Regions from separate parts of the Homo sapiens genome. Here region 1 is linked to region 2. Evidence: chromatin loops called from intact Hi-C (ENCODE). Cell type or tissue: PC-9. All regions are shown on one strand. Each heading gives the region's core, and the rest is flanking DNA. Links, peaks and the distances in the headings are about the cores only.

Region 1 (5,374 bases), core at 276-5,275, 710 kb before region 2:
TCTTGGACCACTGCACAATTAAAAAAAATCAATACTAAGAAGATAGCTCAGAACCATACAATTCATGGAAATTAAACAACCTGCTCCTGAGTGGCTTTTGGGTAAACAATGAAATTAAGGCAGAAATAAAGAAATTCTTTGAAACCAATTAGAACAAAGATACAATATGCCAATTCTCTGGGACACAGATAAAGCAGTGGAAAGTTTATAGCAGTAAATGCCCATATCAAAAAGTTAGAAAAATCTCAAATTAGCAACCTAACATCACAAATAGAAGAATTAGAAAAACAAGAGCAAGATCAATCCCAAAGCTAGCAGAAGACAAGAAATAACCAAAATCAGAGCTGAACTGAATAAAATTGAGATGGAAAAAACCATACAAAAGATCAACAAAACCAAAAGTTCATTCTTTGGAAGAATAAATAAGATCGATAGACCACTAGCTAGACTAATAAAGAAAAAAAAAAGACAGAAGATCCAAATAAACACAACCAGAAATGACAAAGAGGACATTACCATTGACCCCGTGGAAATATAAAAAACCCTCAGAGACTATTACGAACACCTCTATATACAGAAACTAGAAAAACCTACAAGAAATAAATTCCTAGGACTGAACCAGGAAGAAATTAAAACTCTGAACAGAGCAATAACGAGTTCTAAAATTGAATCAGTAATAAAAATTCTAACAACCAGAAAAAGGCCAGGACCAGAGAGATTCACAGCTGAATTCTACCAGACACATAAAGAAGAGCTCGTACAATTTCTACTGAAACTATTCCAAAAAATTGAGGAGGAGGGGACTCCTCTCTAACTCATTCTATGAGTTAGGTATCATTCTATGAGTTTGGTATCATTCTGATACCGAAACCTGGCAGAGACACAACAAAAGAAGAAAACTTAAGGACAATATCTGTGATGAACATAGCTGCAAAAATCTTCAGCAAAATACTAGCAAACTGAATCCAGCAGCACGTCAAAAAGCGAATTCACCACAACCAGATAGGTTTTATCTCTGGGATGCATGTTTGATTCAACATATGCAAATCAATAAATGTGATCTATCACATAAATAGAAGTAAAAAAGCCCCCACATGATCATCTCAATAGATGCAGAAAAAGCATTTGATAAAATTCAACATCCTTCAATGTTAAAACTCTCAACAAACTAGACATTGAAGGAGCATACCTCAAAATAATAAGGGCCATTTATGACAAAACCACAGCCAACATCACACTGAATGGGCAAAAGCTGGAAGTATTCTCCTTGAGAACCAGAACAAGACAAGGATGCTCATTCTCACCATCTATTCAACATAGTACTAGAAGTCCTACCCAGAGCAATCAGGTAAGAGAAAGAAGTAAAAGACATCCAAATAGGAGGAGAGGAAGTCAAAGTATCTCTGTTTGCAGATGTTATGATTTTATACCTAGAAAACCTCCTAGTCTCTGTCCCAAATCTGCTAGATCTAATAAACAACTTCAGCAAAGTTTCAGGATACAAAATCAATTTCTTCTATTGGGTAGTAAGTATTATGTAACATTGTGCAATAAGCACCAAATCAAGAATGCAATCCCATTCACAATAGCCACAAAAAAGTACCTAGGAATACATCTAACCAGGATTGTGAAAGATCTCTATAGCAAGAACTACAAAACACTGCTGAAAGAAATCAGAGATGATACACACACAAATGGAAAACATTCCATGCTCATGAATAGGAATAATCAATATTGTTAAAATCGCCATACTACTCCAAGCAATTTACAGATTCAATGCTATTCCTAGCAAGCAACCAATGACATTCTTCACATAATGAGAAAGAAATTCTAAAATTAATATGGAACCAAAAAACAGCCCAAATAGCCAAAGCAATTCTAAGTAAAAAATAACAAATCTGGAGGCATCACATTACCTATTTTTAAACTATACTACAAGGCAACAGTAACCAAAACGGCATGCTACTGGTACAAAAACAGACACATAGACCAATGGAACAGAATAAAATGCCCAGAAATAAAGCTGTATATCTACAACCATCTGATCTTTGATAATGTTGACAAAAACAAGCAATGGGGAAAGCATTCCCTATTCAATACGTGATGCTGAGATAACTGGCTAGCCATATGCAGAAGACTGAAACTGGACCCCTTCCTGATACTATATACAAAGATCAATGGAAGATGGATGAAAGTCTTAAACGTAAAACCTAGAACTTTAAAAACCCTTGAAGAAAACTTAGGAAATACTATTCTGAACATAGGTCCTGGCAAAAATTTCATGAGGAAGATGCCAAAAACAATTGCAATGAAAACAAAAATTGACAAATGGGACCTAATTAAACTAGAGAACTTCTGCACAGCAAAAGAAACTACCCACAAAGTAAATAGACAACCCACAGAATGGGAGAAAATATTTGCAAACTACCCATCTGACAAAGTTGGAATATCCAGAATCTATAAGGAACTTAAACACATTAATAAGCCAAAAACAATCCCATTAAAAAGTGGACAAATGGCCAGGCATGGTGGCTCATGCCTGTAATCCTACCACTTTGGGGACTGAGGTGGACAGATCACTTGAGGTGAGGAATTCGAGACCAGCCTGGCCAACAGACCATCTCTACTAAAAAATACAAAAATTAGCTGGGCGTAGTGGTGCACACCTGTAATCCCAGCTACTTGGGAGGGTGAGGCAGGAGAATCCCTTGAGCCCGTGAGGTGGAGGTTGCAATGAGCAGAGATCTCACCACTGCATTCCAGCTTGGATGACAGTGTGATACTTTGTCTCAGAAAAAAAAAAAAAAAAAAGTGGACAAAGGACACCAATAGACTCTTCAAAAGAAGACATACACATGGCCAACAGCATATGAAAAAATGCTCAACATCACTTATTATTAGCAAAATGCAAATTGGGGTGGTTCCAAGATGGCCGAATAGGAACAGCTCCGGTCTACAACTCCCAGGGTGAGCAGCGCAGAAGACAGGTGATTTCTGTATTTCCAACTGAGGTACCAGGTTCATCTCACTGGGGCTTGTCAGACAGTGGGTGCAGGACAGTGGGTGCAGCCCACCGAGCATAAGCCAAAGCAGGGCGAGGCATTGCCTCACCTGGGAAGTGCAAGGGGTCAGGGAATTCCCTTTCCTAGCCAAGGGAAGCTGTGACAGATGGCACCTGGAAAATTGGGTCACTCCCACCCTAATACTGCACTTTTCCAACGGTCTTTGCAAACGGCACACCAGGAGATTATATCCCGTGCCTGGCTCAGAGGGTCCTGTACCCACGGAGCCTCACTTATTGCTAGCCAGCAGTCTGAGATTGAACAGCAAGGCGGCAGTGAGGCGGGGGGAGGGGTGCCCACCATTGCTGAGGCTTGAGTAGGTAAACAAAGCAGCTGGGAAGCTTGAACTGGGTGGAGCCCACCGCAGCTCAAGGAGGCCTGCCTGCCTCTGTAGACTCCACCTCTGGGGGCAGGGCATAGCCAAACAAAAGGCAGCAGAAACCTCTGCAGACTTAAATGTCCCTGTTTGACAGCTTTGAAGAGAGCAGCGGTTCTCCCAGCATGGAGTTTGAGATCTGAGAACAGACAGACTGCCTCCTCAGGTGGGTCCCTGACCCCCGAGTAGCCTAACTGGGAAGCACCCCCAAGTAGGGGCAGACTGACACCTCACACAGCCGTCTACCTCTCTGAGACGAAGCTTCCAGAGGAAGGATCAGGCAGCAACATTTGCTGTTTAGCAATATTCGCTGTTCTTCAGCCTCTGCTGCTGATACCCAGGCAAACAAGGTCTGGAGTGGACCTCCAGCAAACTCCAACAGACCTGCAGCTGAGGGTCCTGACTGTTAGAAGGAAAACTAACAAACATAAAGGACATCCACACCAAAACCCCATCTTTATGTCAAAGACCAAAGGTAGATAAAACCACAAAGATGGGGAAAAAACTGACCAGAAAAGCTGAAAATTCTAAAAATCAGAGCGCCTCTCCCCCTCCAAAGGAACATAGCTCCTCGCCAGCAATGGAACAAAGCTGGACGGAGAATGACTTTGATGAGTTGAGAGAAGAAGGCTTCAGAAGATCAAACTTCTCCGAGCTAAAGGAGGAAGTTCGAATCCATCACAAAGAAGCTAAAAACCTTGAAAAAAGATTAGACAAATGGCTAACTAAAATAACCAGTGTAGAGAAGTCCTTAAATGACCTGATGGAGCTGAAAACCATGGCACGAGAACTACGTGAAGAATGCACAAGCTTCAGTAGCCAATTCGATCAACTGGAAGAAAGGGTATCAGTGATTGAAGACCAAATGAATGAAATGAAGGAAGAAGAGAAGTTTAGAGAAAAAAGAGTAAAAAGAAACGAACAAAGCCTCCAAGAAATATGGGACTATGTGAAAAGACCAAATCTACATCTGATTGGTGTACCTGAAAGTGACGGGGAGAATGGAACCAAGTTGGAAATCATTCTGCAGGATATTATCCAGGAGAACTTCCCCAACCTAGCAAGGCAGGCCAACATTCAAATTCAGGAGCTACAGAGAACACCACAAAGATACTCCTTAAGAAGAGCAACTCCAAGACACATAATTGTCAGATTCACCAAAGCTGAAATGAAGGAAAAAATGTTAAGGGCAGCCAGAGAGAAAGGTCGGGTTACCCACAAAGGGAAGCCCATCAGACTAACAGTGGATCTCTCGGCAGAAACTCTACAAGCCAGAAGAGAGTGGGGGCCAATATTCAACATTCTTTTTTTTTTTTTTTTTTTGAGATGGAGTCTCGCTCTGTCACCCAGGCTGGAGTGCAGTGGCATAACCTCGGCTCACTGCAAGCTCCGCCTCCCAGGTTCATGCCATTCTCCTGCCTTAGCCTCCTGAGCAGCTGGGACTATAGGTGCCCGCCATCACGCCCGGCTAATTTTTTTTGTATTTTTTAGTAGAGATGGGGTTTCACCATGTTAGCCAGGACGGTCTCGATCTCCTGACCTCATGGTCTGCCCATCTCGGCCTCCCAAAATGCTGGGATTACAGGTGTGAGCCACCACGCCTGGCAATATTCAACTTTCTTAAAGAAAAGAATTTTCAACCCAGAATTTCATATCCAGCCAAACTAAGCTTCATAAGTGAAGGAGAAATAAAATCCTTTACAGACAAGCAAATGCTGAGAGATTTTGTCACCACCAGGCCTGCCCTAAAAGAGTTCCTGAAGGAAGCACTAAACATGGAAAGGAACAACCGGTATCAGCCACTGCAAAAACATGCCAAACTGTAAAGACCACCAATGCTAGGAAGAAACTGCATCAACTCATGAGCAAAATAACCAGCTAACATCATAATGACAGGATCAAATTCACACATAACAATATTAACCTTAAATGTAAA
Region 2 (5,374 bases), core at 145-5,144:
AGCCTTGCCCATGGATGCTCACCTGGACAGTGGGACCTTCCCACACCCCCTGCCTCCAGGGCCTCCTCTCCATCCCAGCCTCCTTGCCAGCTGCCAGAGGGTGGCTTACAAGGCCTGCTGCTTCCCTGGCCCCTTAGCATAGAGTCCTCCCTGCTGGGCACGGTACTCACAGCTTTTGCATAATCTGGCCCAAACACGCACCTCCAGCTTCACCTCCTTCCGCACCCACTCCATTCTCTAGCTGCTCTGAGCCGGCTTCCTGCTCCCTAAAGCCCATGTCCATCACATCTTTGTTCATTCACTTGCACCACACTCACATCTTAGAGTGTTTCCTCCCCATTACCTCTGTCACCCTGGAAAACTCCAAAGGTGCTTTCAACCCTGATTGCTCCATCTGCCACCCCAGTCTCTCGTGAGTGGCTCCTTGGCCTCCTTTTCCTGTTATATTCCCACCTTCTCCTGTTCACATACCACATTTTAGCAACACCAACTGCTCACAGGCTTCCCTGGTTTGGGCTGATGAGTAAGAGCTACTGTGGGTAGAGTTTCCCAGGGTGGGAATCCCAAGAGATGTGGAACCCTCAGTCCACACTCTTTAGCCCTAGAGGCCCAACAAGTTGGGACCAAAGGACTGAATCACCTTTTTCCTTCTAATGAGCCCTTTCCAGGGATTTTTTTTTTTTTCAGAGTTTCACTCTGTCACCCAGGCTGGAGTGCATTGGTGCAATCTCGGCTCACTGCAACCTCCGCCTCCCAGGTTCAAGCAACTCTCCTGCCTCAGCCTCCCGAGTAGCTGGGATTACAGATGCACACCACCAGGCCCAGCTAATTTTTGTATTTTTAGTAGAGATGGGGTTTCATCACGTTGGCCAGGCTGATCTTGAACTCCTGACCTCAAGTGATCCACCTGCCTCGGCCTCCCAAACTGCTGGGATTACAGGCGTGAGCCACAGTGCCCGGCCTCCAGCTTATTTTTATGCATATGCTTTCATTTTTAATTTTGTTGAGAAATTTTAAAGATACAGGAAAAACATAAAATCAGCACCCCATATGCACCTACTTATCCACCATGCAGAACTGACAATTTGTTCATGTTACTTGCTTTGTCTTCCTTTTTAGAAATTTATAAAATTTAAATCACATATGTATTATGACATGACAGCCAGACTCAAAGTCTCTTTCTTCCTCATTCCTAATTCTATTTTCTTTCATCCTGCCAAGGCAAACATGATCATGAATTAAATGTGCACTTCTCTGGTTCCATTTTTAAACTTTGGCATAGACACAGAAACCCCTGATAATTCGTAGTATTGCTTCGTGTGTGTTGATCAGCATAAGGGGTAGAATTTCAACATAACCTTCTTCTCTGCTTTCTGCAACACACTCTTCTCATTCAACATGATCGTCTTGAGATTTATCCATATTGCTGCGTGAATCTAGCACATTCCTTTAATTGCTTTTAATTTTATTTTATGAATAGACTCCATTTTATTCAGTTACTCCTCTGATTGCCTGAAATCTAAGTTGTTTCCCTTTTTTTTTTTGTCATTAATTAGTGCTGCAGTAAATACCCTTGCACACCCCTGGGGGGGTTTCTCTAAGGTGGAAACCTAGATGTGGAATTGCTGGTCTTAGCTTTCGTTGCATTTTCAGTGTGGCTGGATATTGCCAAACTCCTCTGCAAAGTGGCTGTGCTAATTCTCACTACTACCAGCAATGTCTGAGTGTGTCTATTTGCAGGAGGCCCTCATTTTATAGGAGAGAAACTGAGGCTCAGACCAGGCAATGGAATTGCCCAAGATCCTGCAGCTAGTCAGTGGTGGAGCCTCGATTAGGACTTGGGCTCTGGACACCACACAAAGGAATGAACTTCCAGAAACATCCTCCTTTTGCCCAGCCAGAGTCAAATTAATGACAAATCTTCCCTTGACCTCTGTCTGATCGGTCTTTGTCCAACCTTGGGAAACACTTGTATTAGTTTCTACTTTGCTAAGAAAGAAAAAAAAAACTCATAATAAAAGTTACTGGCTAATAACAAGTATCTTGTGTCATGGAAATTTTGCATATATTCTTCAACAATAAAAATGAAAACATGTTTTCCTTTAGTAAAGGAATTTCTGTTCTACTGCACTTATCACCCCTGGGAAGGAAATCTGATGTACCTTGACTCTATTTTATGACCATCTTGGAGAACAGCGATGTTGTCAATGGAAGCATGAAGAAACTATAGGAATAAAATTAGACAGAGATGGAGACAATGATACTAAAATAAATATCATTTGAAATTGGATTTTGTGGTAACAGCACAGCAGTCGTCACTGGGAGCGTGAAGGTCACGCGTCAGACATGGAGAACACCAGGCCCTGGTGCCAAAACATTTTGCTTCCAAAAGCATGGTCCTCCCTGGACTGCTTTCAAGGTTGCCTTTACCTGTAACACCTCCATCCACACAAGGCACGGTCAGTGCAGAAACACGTGACAAGGCTGACACACAAAGATGGGCGAGTCGGGGCACGGGGAAGGAAGTTCACCTGTCAGGCCAAACTCAGATCACAGCCGCCAGGTGAGCCACTGGGTGGTGCCAGAAAGGTTCCTGCAGATGTCCTGGCAGAGAAAGGTGGAGAAAGATCCCCGCCTAGTGGAACAGACAGTGGTCAGGAGATAAGGGAGATCCCAACACTAGTTACTTGTTTATTGCCTCTCCCATCTACCAGACTTTTTCTTTTCTTTTTCTTTTTCTTTTTCTTTTTCCTTTTTTTTTTTTTTTTTTTTTGTGAGATGGAGTTTTGCTCTGTCACCAGGCTGGAGTGCAGTGGTGCAATCTCAGCTCACTGCAACCTCCGCCTCCCGGGTTCAAGCTATTCTCCTGCCTCAGGCTCCCGAGTAGCTGGGACTATAGGCTCCTGCTGCCATGCCCAGCTAGTTTTTTGCATTTTAGTAGAGATGGGGTTTCACCATGTTTCCTAGGCTGGTCTCGATCTCCTGACGTCGTGATCCGCCCGCTTCAGCCTCCCAAAGTGCAGGCATTACAGGCGTGAGCCACCCACACTCAGCCTACCAGACTTTAAACTTCTTGACAGCTATAGCTTTTTCTCTGATTATCTTAATATTTCCAAAGTTTAGAAATGTTCCTAACACATAGTAGGTACTCAATAAATGTTAGTTTTTGAGTCAATGACTGAATGAATCCTGGGAACATCATCCCCAGCCAAGCCAGAGCTCAGCTTGTCCAGGCTGCAGCAGACTATCTGGCAGTAGATCACCCAACCCAGTCCAGCCTTGAAGAACCCCTCCCACCAGATTCCCCCTCCATGAAGCCTCTTCTAGTTGCTCCAGGGGGGCTCTCTAGTCTTTTTTAAAAAATATCCTGCTTCCTTCAGAGTAAGCCCCATACAATCAGGCAAGTATTCCTGGAGTTCTCTTGGCAACTTCCTCTCCCCGTGGTACATCAGTCACCAAAGCCCTCTCCACTCCACCTTCCAAGTCCCCTTCCCCTGCCTTAGGCCAAATCCCATCTTCTCAGCCAGTCTCCCTGACTTCAGACCTACTACCTTGTAGCAGGCAGTTTTCACTTGGTTATGCTGCAGTAACAAACAACCTCTCAGTTTCAGAATCTTGCAACAGCAAGATCTAGTTGCAACTCTCCTGCACTGGCGGGATCCAGGATTCAGGCTGGAGCAACAGTCTCTGTCTGAGACATGCCATTTTCCTAGCAAGAAAAGGCGAGAGAGCAGCACAAAAATGCAATGCCTCTGTGGTGGTTTTAAAATCTTTTTTACAAATGTTTTTATACTCCTTGCTTCGAGAGGTGGAGTTTAATTCTCCTCCCCTTGAGTATAAGTTGGAGTTAGTGACCCACTTATAATTACCAGCCCATAGCAGAACTGCTGGTGTGTAGTCTCTGAAAATAGGTCATAAAAGCACTGTGGCTCATTCTTGGATCTTGGAGCACTGCTCTGGGGCAGGCCAGCTGCCATGTCACTAGGACACTCGGCATCTTTATGGAGGAGACGTTGTGGTGAGGGACGGAGGCCTCCTGCCAACAGCCAGCACTACTGGCTATGTGAGGGAGCCACCTTGGAAGCAGATCCTCCAGCCCCAGTCAAGTCTTCGGATGACTGTGGCCCAACTGATATCTTGGCTGAAACCTCAAGGGTGACTGAGCCAGAACCAACCGGCAATGCTCCTCCTAGACTCCTTTCCCAGAGAAACTGTGTGAGATAATAAATATTTATTGTGTTGGGCCACTATGTTTAAGGGTAATTCATTATGCAGCAGTAGATAACTAACACAGCCTTTTAAAGCTTCTGGTCAGAATTGGTGTATGTCACTCTACTCTCATTTAATTGGCCAAAACAGATCACAAGATCAGCCTGGCATCAAATACCTATGGAAACATTGCAAGTCATAGAGGAATGGGTAAGGAAATATAGCCTGCTTACAGGAAGAGGGAGTGAATGGTTAAGCACAATAGTAGAGTTCACCATATCCTACCCCAATTCGTCCTGTTCCTTCTCCCACCATAAAACACAAAGTTGACCATATCAGCTTCCGTTCTTAAAACACTTTAGTGGCTCTTCGATGCCTCCAGCACAAAGTGTTACCTCTTCCATCAATCCTTCCAGGCTTCCATGTTCTTCCTCTGCCTCAGTGCCACCCTCTATCAGCTTGTGACTCTATCCTGTGCTCTGATTTGTCTGTTCACCTGTGCATCTCCTTGATAGCAGAGACCACACTGATTCATCTTTCTCTCCTGATTTCTCAGCACAGGGTCAGATGGTCTAATTTTGTGATGAATGGATGGATGACTGGATGGATGGATGGATGGATGGATAGATAGATAGATGGGTAAATGGAAGGCTGAATAGATGCAGGGAGGGACAGGCAGCAGAGAAAGTATGGGGATAAATGAGCAGCAATCCTTTGGAGTTTTGCAGCTGTTGCATATGTGAGCCTTCTCTCTCTGACCAGACAAGCAACTTCTACCTCCGAACCCTGGCCTGGGAATCAGGAATCAAAAGGTGTGTGTTAAAGTCTTGGCCTTGTCTTGTAATGGTTTTGTGGCATTGGGAAGGTTCAAAGTTTTAATCACTAGTGAAAGTTAAAAATGCCTGAGGAACAAAATCAAAATGAATGAAGATCTGATACAGTGCCTTACAGACTGATATATACTGCGCCTGTGAGGTGTGCCCCTCTCCAGCCTCTCCCATGTGCTGCAAATAAGCATAGAGGTGGACTGTCAGTGTCCTATGTCCCTGAGAACCTTGAGTAAACCACAAGCTGCCCTTAGGACCTGGCTGTGAGACTGCAGGACAAGGGCCTGGACAATGGAGGAGAAACAGATACCTGGAACTGTCACCAAAGGCCCCTACAA

The links. A loop is a pair of places that touch in the nucleus more often than their neighbours do. Peaks named below come from ENCODE experiments on the same cell type or tissue, not always from the same donor. Only the 100,000 strongest peaks of a DNase experiment are listed, where the experiment ranks them.
Region 1: a loop joins it to region 2, with 11 times the contacts of the local background. A loop is called at or near these places in 7 of 110 quality-filtered maps.

The regions. Positions count from the first base shown.
Region 1 is chr17:5,569,919-5,575,292 of GRCh38, forward strand. The region is part of intron 3 of NLRP1 (NLR family pyrin domain containing 1); the gene reads right to left. Among named protein-coding and RNA genes, the nearest start is that of NLRP1, 12 kb to the right of the region's middle. In PC-9, for the core only: no CTCF peak of the experiment used is centred there; no DNase peak of the experiment used is centred there.
Region 2 is chr17:6,277,304-6,282,677 of GRCh38, forward strand. No RefSeq gene overlaps it. Among named protein-coding and RNA genes, the nearest start is that of AIPL1, 160 kb to the right of the region's middle. In PC-9, for the core only: a CTCF peak has its summit at 2,675; no DNase peak of the experiment used is centred there; H3K27me3 peaks cover 537 bases.